Regions from separate parts of the Homo sapiens genome. Here region 1 is linked to region 2. A link is a contact called in ENCODE Hi-C or POLR2A ChIA-PET data. All regions are on one chromosome and are shown on one strand. Each heading gives the region's core, a stretch centred on a gene start or an enhancer-like site at or near the end of the contact. The rest is flanking DNA. Distances are from core to core; before and after follow the strand shown. Region 1 holds the start of SYDE2 (synapse defective Rho GTPase homolog 2). Region 2 holds the start of PRKACB (protein kinase cAMP-activated catalytic subunit beta).

Region 1 (6,317 bases), core at 152-2,651, 1.1 Mb after region 2:
TTTGTTGAGGTTTCTTTGTCGGGGGGAGGCAGGTGGAGAGATGGTGTATGTGAAATACTACCTGACTAAAAAATTCTACTTATGGTAGGGTTTTTTTTGTTTGATTTGTTTGGGTTTTTGGTTGTGTGTATGTATGCATGTGTGTGCGTGCCTGGGAGAGGCAAAAAAAAAAAGTTGTAATGAGTAAAATGACAGTTTATGAAGCCTATAAAATCTACCTTGAATCAAATTCAAATTTACAAACTCCACAAAAGTCTACGGATTTGCCTAGAGCTACAAAGAATAAAAATCAAGACAGTGCCGCCCATCTGTAAACCTACTAAAAGTGTGTTATACTTAACCTTTACTCCTTTAGGTAATACTTAGGGAATAGACACACTGGTTTTTCGAGAAGAAATCACAACCTCAATTCTTCATGCCATTGTCTGATTAAAAAGAAAAAAAAAAGCAAAACGAGTAAATGCATTACATTAAGTAACCCCGAAATTACTTTAAGCTGCCACTTACATGACACTTACTTTCGCCCGGTAACGTACCTGTCGCAAAAACATAACTTTTTCTTGGCTCTTAAGACAGAAGCCCAGTCGGTAAACAGTAAGGCTCGCGGTGCTAGCATTTTCATCGCAAAGTATCCTACCTGTCAGCGTAATTCTTTGGTCTGGAGGCACCGACAGGACACGGTTTTCACGCACTTTCAAAGCGCCCACATTTGGGGAGGCTGCCTGCGTTCCTGTGACTTTGGGAGCCGTCCCACGGGCACGACCCTTCATTCCCAGGGACAGCAGACGCCCTTTGTACATCCACTTCTGCAGCTTCTTGACTGTCACTGCCGGCGGCCTGAGGAAGGAGGGGCCTTCCTGGCGGTCTCCTTTGCCACTGCGTATCACAGAGGACCCCGCTGGATCCCTGAAAGGGCTTCCCGAGGAGCAGCCGTGGTCCTTGCAGCCTGGAGGCTGGAGGCCGGTGGGTGCAGCCGCCCGGGCGCGGTCCCCACTCCAGCCGTCCATCCTGCCTCCACGTGGCGGGGGCTCGTCCCAGTCCCGGTGCGCGCCGCACCTGATCCAGCTGTCGCTCGGCCACCGCTGGAAGGGAGGCGGCTTGGCACCCACCCGGAGGCTCTCGAGGCTTCTGCTGCAGGACGGCCGCATCCGAGGAGTCCGCAGCTGGCCTCCCCGCGGCTCCCTCTGAGGCGACCGGGGCGGGGACACCTGCTGCCGAGGGCGTCCGCCGCCTCCCCGCTCCCCGTCCCGGGGGCAGGCTCGGCGGTACGCGGCGCCGCGGGAAGGCGGCTGGCCCGGAGCCCGGGCTCCCGCGGGGAAGCTGTGATCCGCCAAGCCCCTGCCGCCCCGCCGCGCGCCCGAGTCAGGGGGCAGGTCGTGCATGGCCTGGATCAGCAGATAATAGGCCTCTCGCAACTGGGTCCGCAGCCTGCCTGTCTCCAGGCGGCCGCCCTCCGCCCCCAGGGAGGAGCCCGCCGCTGGGGGAGGCGGGGGACGCCGTTCCGCCTCCGCCCCCTCAGGCTCGGGCGCAGACTGCGAGCCGCCGGGCAGGTTTTCGTAGTAGTCGGCGTCGTAGTCGTCTTCGTCCTTGTCGTCTTCCTCCTCCTCTCCGCTGTCCTCGGAGCCCTCCGGGGAGTGCGGAGGGGCGTGAGCGAGCCCATGGCTCTGGGGGGCGGCCTCCTGCCCGCCGCGCGGCCGAGGCCCGAGCGCCCCCAACTGCTCCGGGTGCCCTCCGGGGACCCGCGCCCCGGGACCCCACGCCTCAGGTGACGGCGAGGGCTGCTGTAGGCTCCGCCCGTGTCCCCCGGCGTGCTCACGTGGGAGGGTGTCTGCGGCACCCCAGGCGTCTCCCGCGGCTGCCGAAGAGGCCGCCACCGCAGCTGCGGCTGCCGCCCGGAGCCCTAGCCCCCCGGTGCCGCGGGGACCCCGCCTTCCCCGGAGCCTGGACAGCGTCCTCCTCAGAGGGTCCGCCATCCCCTCTGCCTTAGCCGCGAGGCTCACCCCCGCCAGGGGGAGAGGTCGGAGCCCCGCTGGGGAGAAAACCGCGCTCGCGGAGGCGGAGGCGGAGGCGGCGGCGGCTCCCCATGACCGGCGCTGGCCCTCGCCGGCTCCTCACATACTTGGCATAACTCTGCCGCGGGAAGGCGTGGGGGAGGGCGGTGGCGCCGCAACGCGCATGCCCCGGAGCCCCGGGCCGCGACGGGGCGCGCGGGCCGGGGGCGGCAGAGGTGGGTTCTCGGGGTGGGCGAGTGGTGCAGGTGGAGGCGGAGGGCGCGGGCCGGTAGGTTGAGTAGTAGGTCGGCTGAAGCTGACCGACGGAAGCAGGGGTGGGCGCACAGAGCGCGAAGGGTGCGGGGAGAGTTGAGGCAGGGGAAAGAAGAACGAGCAGGAACGTGAGTTTGGGCTGGTGGCTGCAAAGTTTTGGTTAGGGAGCCCGAGAAAGGGAAAGTGCCCTCCTGGCTGTCACCCCAGCACCTTCACCGCCACCGCTGCACGAGGTGTGTCTTAGGCACAGCAAGTCCTAGCTTGAGAGAAAACAAAGATTGTTTTGACGGACAAAGTACGAGTGCAGGTGTATCTCGGTGCATGTGTTCTAGAAATGTATCAATCATTTTAATCGCCCAGAGAGCTAGCTAGCTAAAAGAAATTTGCAGCGATTCCTTTTCTATAAGAGTTCTTTTATCAAAAACAAAACAAAACCCACCCACCGATGTCTCTTTTAAGTCTGTTTTTCCTTCTTTATTTCAGTTAATGCATGCTAACAAAATTATTACATCAGCCAAAACTTGTAAAATGGAGCCACAAATATTATGTCCCTCATCACCCTACCTACAAGATTATCATACAGGTTTGCAGCTTTCTAATATAAAAAAGTTAACACTTCATTTTAATTTAAATAGTGAGTTGAGAAGCAATTGAATTGAAGTTGAGACACAGTGTAATCTAGAAATACCGGCTGTCTCCCAAAAACGTTAAATTCCAGGTTCTGGGCAGCAGTTGCAAACTCAAGTACCCCTCGTTGCCAGAGATTAATTGATTCAGTGACTGATAAGAATCAGTCGTGCTATCATCCCTGATTTGAGTTACTTTTTTTAGTGTTTACATAGTAGAAAGGGCCTTTTTCTGAGTTACTCATAAATATGCTGACACCTAGCACAGTGCGTGCACTTAGTAGATACTCAAATACTTAAGAAAATATTTGTTGAATAAATAAATGTTTGCATTACTGAATAAAATGAAATAATTTTGCCCTAATTTACCTTATTTGCAACTGCAGTATATTTTCCTATGTCAGTTGTTTTCTTGTTGTCCAGTGGCTCCAATCTCTGAATGTGCTTTGACTATACTACCTTTATTAGTACCTAGTCTCTGCTTTCTGGAATAATTGTTACCTGCATCTGAGATTTGCAGATAAGAGAGAATATTTGCAGAAATCTTACCCACTCTCTAAAACTCTGCTCTAGGCCAGGCGGGGTGGCTCATGCCTGTAATCTTAGCACTTTGAGAGGCTGAGATGGGCAGATTGCTTGAGCCCAGGAGTTCAAGACCAGCCTGGACAACATGGCACAACCTGGTCTCTACGAGGAACAAAAACAAACAAAAAAAAAAACACAAAAAAAATTGGCTAGATGTGGTGGTGTGCACCTGTAGTCCTAGCTACTCTAGAGGCCGCGGTGGGAGGATCACTTGAGCCTGTGAGGCTGAAGCTGCAATGAACCGAGATCATGACACTTCATTCCAACCTGGATGACTGAGGGAGATTCTGTCTCAAAATAATAAGAATAAAATAATAAAACTCAGCTCAACTGCCTTCTTGTTTATGAAGTCATCTCTGATCTCCCAGACGGGAACTCAAGTTCTAAACTTCAATATTACTTTATTCCCACCCATAGTATAGTTACTGTTTTTTGTTTTATACAGTTTGTATACATGTCCTTTCTCCTTTACAAGAAAATTCATAAACTCCCTAAGGGCAGAAACTGTTTATAATTGACCTTTATATTCTCCACAGGAGTATAACTTTAGCATCTTATATATTGTGCATGATGAATAAACATTTTTGAATTAATATCAATTTTAATTTAGAGAGAACAAGTGGCTTTAATTCCAGTCTATTGCCTAACTCTCCACTAGACCATGCTATATTAGTGTTGTTTTAAAATTCTTTCTGCGATGAGTAAGAGACACAGTTTGTTAAATAATCTTAATTCGTATCTAAGAAAATGCAATGAAATGTGATGAAATATTACACTATAATTTGCATATATTGATATTTGTAGTTCTACAATATTTTCATTCCATGGGCCCCAGGCTATTTAATGAATAGTCAAGGCATAAAACTATGTCCCAGTGAAATATTCCCACAGGAAATGACTGATAGCAAAGTTGCCAATAATGGTTCTATAAACACAATTTGATCTCTATCTCAGAAATTGTTTCCATTCCAACTCTGTTGCAAAATCTTTTTATGCTTTGTAGTTAACATAGCTGTTAAGAACACTATAAGCTGCATATATATCTATATGCAGATAGATATATATGAGTAGAAAAATATAACCTTGAAGATCTGGATTGAACTTCATCCCGAATTCAGTTTATCCACTTGTTCAGGAGTTATAAAACATTGGTTATTGGCCAATATAAAATACTATGCATTGTTCTAGGCGTTACTCAGAACTAAGTTTGATGCAGCATACCACGACTGAACTTAATGCTTCTTTAAAGTTGAGAATGTTCTAACTCATGAATTCACAATTTTAATCATTTTGTGTCACAACAGAAATTAATAAGGCAGTCATGGCCATATGACACTATTTAAAGACCTTAATAATGTAAATTCCACTTTTCTGTATGTGCATTACACATCAATAAAAAGTTGGTAAAAATGTAATTCTAAAGAGACAATGCCCACAAAACTTATATTATGCCTAATATAATTAAGATAATGACAAGATATGAACATAAACTATACTTTGTAAAATCTTTTTTTACAATTTGTATCCTATTCCCTCACTTATCTCAATTTTCATATCTTTCTAATCCATAGATTCCCATGAAAATTAGGGGATGGGAATCATTTTTCAGTGTTTATACTTGTTTCTCAGTGACTGGGAAATAATTTTGATGCCCCATCTATTACTAACTATGTGTTGGCACTGTCACAAAAGATATAACAACTACGGGATAACAGGGCTCCAGTAAGGCAGGGATCCAAACTAGGGATGGAGTAGCACTGACTCAATCTGGGAGGAGGGGGAGAAAAGCAGGGCAAGTTGAGGCAGAGGGCTAGGTTTAACAGTAATAGAAGGGAAGTGTTTAGGTATGTTATGGTTATTTTCTAGTCAATTTAGAGTGCATTTCTGTCTCACTGATGTTCAGTCTTCCATTATACTCTTAGTGGAACCAAAGGCAAATTTAGCTCTACCATTTGTCCAGTATTGTCTCCCTAAACTGCCTTACAGGGATGTCCTGGAGTAGACCTCCCTCGTCTGCCATGCAACTCCGTTAGTATGGAGTAAAATATACTTCAGCCTAAAGCTGACCACGCTAACACTGCACTGAGAATCAAAGATGGCATATTCTCAGTACAGCAATTTGTACTATTTCATAATTAATATCTGGCAATTTGCAATATTGCTTAACCCATCCCCACCCCCATCAAAGTAATAAAAAAGATAGGCTGGGCCTGGTGACTCACGCCTGTAATCCCAGCACTTTGGGAGGCTAAGGTGGGCAGATCACTTGAAGCTGGGGGTTCAAGACCATCCGGGCCAACATAGAAACTGTATCTCTACTACAAATACAAAAATTAGCTGGGTGTGATGGCTCACGCCTGTAATCCCAGCTACTTGGGAGGCTGAGGCATGAGATTCACTTGAGCCCAGGAAGTAGAGGTTGCAGTGAGCCTAGATGGTGCCACTGCACTGCAGCCTGGGTGACAGAACAACACTCTGCCTCAAAATGCAAACAAAGGCCGGGTGCAGCGGCTCACGCCTGTAATTCCAGCACTTTGGGAGGCCCAGGCGGGCGGATCACGAGGTCAGGAGATCGAGACCATCCTGGTTAATACGGTGAAACCCTGTCTTTACTAAAAATACAAAAACAATTAGCTGAGCATGGTGGCGGGTGCCTGTAGTCCCAGCTAGTTGGGAGGCTGAGGCAGGAGAATGGCGTGAACCTGGGAGGCAGAGTTTGCAGCCGAGATCGTGCCACTGCACTCCAGCCTGGGTGACAGAGCGAGACTCTGTCTCAACAAAAAAAAAAAAAAAAAAGGGAAACAAAAACAAAGTAGTAAAAAAGAACTTTTGTTAAGTGCAT
Region 2 (6,283 bases), core at 573-3,072:
ACATTTAATAAGTGTCTGTTTTGTGTAAGGCACTACCAGATGTTAAGAAACAAATTATTGTTATGCACACATAATATTTATACATAAAGCTACAAATTTAAGAATTTTGTCATATAGATGCTGTTGCATATTTGTTTAGATTGATAAAAATTTTATTACACAAAACAAAGTATACAGAAATGAGCTGTTACATGGCAAAATTCATTGGTCAGTGTTTTGTTAACTGTTATTCACACATAATATTTATACATAAAGCTATAAATTTAAGTTTATCTTATAGATACTGTTACATACTTGTTTAGATTGATATGAATTCCATTACACAAAGTATACACAAATGAACTGTTAAATGGCAAAATTCACTAATCAGTGTTTTCTTATTGGCCTTTTATGTAGTCCTAATTTGATTACATTATTGTTCCTATTTATTTTACTTATCAGTATTGTTTCTATTTTTTATGTTTGTCAAACAGTTGGCAGTAAATCTGAAGTAAGATTTTTTTAGATAGATTGTTTTAGATAGACCTTTTTCTTTCTTTCCTTTCCTTCCCTTCCCTCCCCTCCCCTCTGCTTCCAAAGAGAACCACGGAAATTTCTTATCCTTTAGTGTCAAAAAAACAAGTACTCAAAATTTTTGTTAAATGCCACAGGTTACTTTCTTTCCTGAAAATTGACAAGGCAAGTTTTACTTACTTTTAATCAAAAGAGATGTTTTGGCCAGGCGCGGTGGCTCACACTTGTAATCCCAGCACTTTGGGAGGCCAAGGCGGGCGTATCGCTTGAGGCCAGGAGTTTGAGACAACTCCTGACCTGGCCAACATGGAGAAACCCCATCTCTACTGAAAATACAAAAATTAGCCGGGCATGGTGGTGCGCGCCTATAATCCCAGCTACTCGGATGTCTGAGGGGCGAGAATCGCTTGAACCTAGGAGCGGAGGTCGCAGTGAGCAGAGGTCGCACCACTGCACTCCAATCTGGGAGACAGAGTGAAACAACGTTTAAAAAAAAATAGAGAGGTGTTTCTAAGTGAGATCACTAAATCAGGGGTTTAGGTAAGTAGTAGTCTTCAGTGGTAAGGTTTTAAAATTAACATGTCTCAGCCAACTAGAAGGAACTTTTTTCTCTCAATTGAAATTTCTTGCTATGGTGGATTTTATATAATTTAAATCTTGTATTTTGTTCTTTTCAAATTTTAGAATGTTTTAAAATGTACCCCTGGTAATAGACATATGTCAGCAGATTATAAGTTTGATAAGCAATACTGACATACTAAGTGTATGTAGTTCCTGTATGTATTAGGCCTAAATCAATGAATTAGAAACATTCAATTTTTTAAAGTGCTATTTCACATTGTTTTATTTATACGTGTTATAAATTTGTTTTGCAAGAGTTTTTTCATACCCATTTCATACTAGTTTTTTTTTATGAAAAGTTAGCTGCTTATAAGGATTCATAAAATCTGTATATTAGTTGATTTCCTAGAAAAAATACAACCTGTCTTTAGCATGTTGTGTTTGGAGGACAGCTTGGCCTTCAGTTGTTTGCATAGACTTGTCATACATGTTTAACTAGTTTTCTTTTTAAAGAATGTTTAGCCTACTATATATATAAAGCTTTATATTTAATGCTCTCATTAGCCTATATATTAATATTAAAACACCCAAACATAAAGCCTTTTAGGCAGATATTGCAAGTTTTTAAAATCCTCAACTCTAGCTGAAAAGTGTTTTGCTAAGAAAAGCTCAGTAATGTGCTGTTTTATATTAACAGGAAACAGAACAGCAGTAGTGGTTTGAATACCCTGCAAACAGGAAGTTTGACACATGCATAGCTCTTAGCTTCTGTGTAAGAAGTTGTGAGCTCCTTCTGGAAACATTTGCAGTTACATTAAGTAAAGTGTAAATGCACATGAATGGCAGCTTATAGAGAACCACCTTGTAACCAGTATACAGGTACAACTACAGCTCTTCAGAAATTGGAAGGTTTTGCTAGCCGGTTATTTCATAGACACTCTAAAGGTACTGCACATGATCAGAAAACAGCTCTGGAAAATGACAGCCTTCATTTCTCTGAACATACTGCCTTATGGGACAGATCAAGTAAGTTTTGTTTTTTAAATGATACATTATAACTAGCAACTAAAATGGTAATTGGAGTTTTACAATCAAACATAAAGAACCCTCTTTTGTTTGTTGTTTTCTGATTTTCACAAGGACATTTTGCAAGATGAAGTTGAAAGAATTCCATAAAAACTTGATTATAAGTTGAGCTGAATCATTCAGCTTTCATCATTGTATGGTTTTATTTTTGACTAAGTTCAATATCAGTGACAAGATTTTCTATAAAATTCTTACATCATTTCTAATGTACTTTTTTTTGTTGTTCTTACATAAAAATGAAATACTTAAGTTTCAGAAACAACCATCTGTTTACTTCTTAAAATGTCTTGTATTTATAAGCTTTAAACTTTGAAAGGGGCAACAAGACTCTTGAATTTATAATTACATTTCTATTGTGTTTGCCATGGTTTTATTTTTAAATGCATGTGAGAAAGTTATTTCAGTTTTACAAACAGGAATTTCTAAAATAAAACATAATTATTCTATCTAAATTCTTACACTTATAACATTATGGATATCAAAAACTTTATAATTATATTTTATGTTATTTATACATATGACTCAAATGCAGGAAAAGTTGGTTATGCATGAATCACATTCTTTCAGGCATGTTAAAATGTTTGAACTTGCAGCTTTGCTAAAATGGTGCTGGGGAACCATTTTTGGTGCCATACACTCTAAAAGATAAATTGCACATATAAACAATACTAGTGCCGCCATTCTACATCTCACCTTGGACCCTCCTCAAGGTATTTCTGTGACTCCAATTAGAGGAACAATAGAATTACCCTTGAAACTTTTGCCCTCTTTGGTGTGTTTGTTTGATCATCAAATAGCACTAGCGTTTGACTCTTTCTGTTTATGTATTTGGTAGCAGTTAAGGAAGAAAACTCAGCTTAACAACCACAACAGCAAAATCAAGAATGGCTTACAAAATTTACTCCTAGGTTTATACAGCACCTTGACAGTGTTATAGAAGCTTATTTGAATTAATTTTTTACTAAATCAGAAATTTTTTTACATTCTTCAAACTATTTTTGGGAGATTGAGGAAGAACATGTATTTGTGCATTTTTTCCACTTAAAAGGTTTTGGGTTATTTATAGTCTTTACTGTATAGCAAGTTGATGGATGAGGAATATGAATATATATCTTCAAGTTAATGAACTGTTGAATATTAAAATAGTGGTATAATATTAAACTTTACCATGTAACAAAAGCTTGTTAATTATTGTCCTTGCCCTATTCTTTTAAATTGCAGTCTTTTAAATCCTTTTGGAAATTATTTTTATGCATTTCAAGTATGTTTTAATTTAAAGTTAAATGAGGAATTAAGACAGAATTGAATTAATTTCTGTTTCATTAATACCTGCTCTTCATATAGTGGGTGTTTAGTAAAAGTGTCTCAAATAAATGAATGTTAGGGGTTTTTAATAATTAAAAGTTATGTTTGAACTAGACTTTCACCACTTTTTAAATGTATGGGATCTGTGATGCTTTCTAAAACATATTTTAAAATCTAGTAATGGAAAATAGTATCATGAGCCATGATTTCTATTGGATAAAATGCTGTTTTGTTTTTTTTTTATTGTGAAGTCAAAACAAATAGGATTCTTGTACACAAATAAAATTAGGAGCAAACCATGTAGCGCTGCAAATAATATGCATGATGTAAGAAATACTTAAAGAGTAACTGAATGTTCATTAATTAAGCATTCCTCTACTTGACTCTCCTTTTTATATCCCTGAATACCATAATAGAGATAATAATTTTATGTCTAAGGATGAGTATGGTAGCATGAAGCTATAATTTCCTATTATGAAATGTATTATTGTAGAGGAGAAAACACTGATAGAGCTGAAATAGAGGAATCCGATCATTTCAAAATTCCAAGGTTTATTTTTGTGGTGAAAACACAATTTTTATTTATTTGGCGAATGAGTTATAGAAGGAGTTCTGACTGTACAAAGTTTCATATGAACCACATTCTTCAAAGCTACTTAAAGCAGTTTACTTGCATGACTCATTTGACAAGGGAATGTAATGTCTCCTGATGATAAACACTGAATATGTTTGTTCCTAAAGTGTTTTTATAATGAAATAAACTAAGCATAGAAACTACATCAATTTACAAAAAAAATTCATAAACCTTTGTATAAAGATCAGTTACCAATTTAGGAGACATGAAATGCAGCATGCTTCAATCCAAGTTTCTTTCGTGTCCAGTGACATTATGTATAGGAAGAAACACAGAACAAAGGCCACATAGTGGTCTCAGGTGTTTCATCTTTTACTATTAAACTAAGTAACAGAAATTCCTGTTTGATTAAATAAATATGTAACAGCTAATTGCATGCACATATAAATACATGAAGTTCAAAGAAAAGCATGGAGGAATTCTGCTTTTTGTTCCAACTCAGAATGAATGAGAGCATTGACATGCGTTAAGTTCTCTTTCTAGCAAATTTATTATAGTTAGCTTTTTAATCTTCCTTTGATCATAAATGTGTAGAGTTATACAATGCTGACTTAATGAAGGTCTAACTACAGTATTTTAAGAAGCAAATAGGTCAATACCATCAAATACTTTTTCTTTCCCTTTTCCTATGAATTGACAGGCTATTTCTCTTGTAAATACAAATCCATTTTAGTAAATCTTAGATTTAAATATATTAAACAAATGAGCAGTTTTGATTATGGATGTCCTCTAGCAAAATCATAAAGTGGTTACAGTAGACCACTTCAGTCAGTTTTACCTTTGCAAATTTTATACAATCTCTCAGACAGTTTACCTCCTATTTGTTAGCCCATTGAATCTGTATCATTTTAACTTCTCAGCTAAAAGACTTTCCACCTTTGTCTTTTTATCAGCTTTTTCCACTTGAAACTATTCCATAAGCTTCTTGATAATAGTCAATTTCTACTCATTTGGTAAAACTTTTTTGAGTATTTACTATATCATAGTAAGTAAGCAAGTTTCCAGGAAAAATAAGATCTAGTTCTTACCCCCAAAAAGAAGAGCAAACATAATATAATATTCAAGGCATAATGAAATAGTTGCTTTAAAATGTCTAAGCTTACTGTGGAAGCTAAGTGTAAGAAAAAAGTTGTTACTAAAGAGAAAATGGGGGACTTCAAAAATATTAAAGAATGAATAGAATTTTGAGACCTAGAGAAGAAGGTTATTTTAAGAAAATAACATACACAAGTATTTGAAAATATGAACATTTAGAACTTACTTAAAAGGTTTAGTAAGATACTGTCTAGAAAATTAGGTTCTGGATTTAAACTTTAAAAGTTTTCTATTAGACATCCAGAATTTTGTACTACGCTGTATTAGTGGGGAGCCAATGCAGTTTTTTAAAGTGGAAAATAATATAATGCAACCTTTGTTAAAAGAGCCTAAAGATTTTAACTAGCATAATACAGGATAAGTTAACTTACTTTACTACAGAGAAATGTGTATAGCTACTATACATCTTCCGTTTTTGCTGGGCATTTAATTAGAACTAACGCTTTTGACGTGACAGTCAGCATGGCAATGAATAGTCAGATAATGGATTCCTTTTACAACAGTGCTTGTTCAAGTTGCTGCTTCTGTCTGGAATTCTCTTTCTTCACTTCTACCAGTGGTGAGATTTGCCCATACTTTAGGCATCCTCTCAGGTATCATCTCTGTAACAAAACCACCAATGTATCCTATTCATCTATCCTTCATCCTTCTTAGAGTCTGTGCTCTTCCTTATGTTCTTATATCATCTTATACTTAACTTTTATTGTGGTTTATTTATAGTATTTATATGGTATAGTTTGTATACTATATATATTATAGTTTATAATATTTAAAATGCATTACTATTAATCCTTATGTATCTGTCTCTCATGTTTGATTTTGAACTCCTTGAAGGCAAATAACTTGTCAGTTTATTTCAGTATTACTAGCATAATTTTCAATAAATCTTGAGTTATTTGTTAAATTAACATTAAACATCACTGCAGTATTACACAAATGAGCTTCTTACTAATTTGTGCTATTGTGATCTTTGCAATTTATTTTAAAAGCCCATGGCCATTAACCAAAAGCAGTCAAATGCTGACCTGGCTCTAGTAAATACCAATTTTCAGTGTTACCTGTGTATTTTTATCATGATTTCCAATAAAA

What was found. A loop is a pair of places that touch in the nucleus more often than their neighbours do. ChIA-PET counts read pairs that join two places held with the same protein, here RNA polymerase II (POLR2A). Pooled maps may share reads with other maps.
Region 1: a loop to region 2 is called in a map of naive thymus-derived CD4-positive, alpha-beta T cell, with 4 times the contacts of the local background. The contact joins the promoter of SYDE2 here to the promoter of PRKACB in region 2. A Hi-C loop is called at or near these places in 1 of 168 maps with a recorded cell type or tissue (naive thymus-derived CD4-positive, alpha-beta T cell) and 6 of 50 pooled maps. POLR2A ChIA-PET finds 5 or more read pairs at or near these places in 2 of 52 experiments (CD8-positive, alpha-beta T cell and MCF 10A).

What each region holds. Positions count from the first base shown.
Region 1 is chr1:85,199,615-85,205,931 of GRCh38, forward strand. SYDE2 (synapse defective Rho GTPase homolog 2) reads right to left here and starts at 1,402. Exons shown (of 7, transcript NM_032184.2): 1 at 638-1,402. The coding sequence starts at 1,382. LOC124904207 (a long non-coding RNA gene) reads right to left here and starts at 628. Exons shown (of 2, transcript XR_007066199.1): 1 at 537-628; 2 at 1-425. RefSeq lists an enhancer at 517-1,128 and a silencer at 1,141-2,290.
Region 2 is chr1:84,142,449-84,148,731 of GRCh38, forward strand. PRKACB (protein kinase cAMP-activated catalytic subunit beta) reads left to right here and starts at 1,823. Exons shown (of 10, transcript NM_182948.4): 1 at 1,823-2,100. The coding sequence starts at 1,914. RefSeq lists a silencer at 1,842-1,891.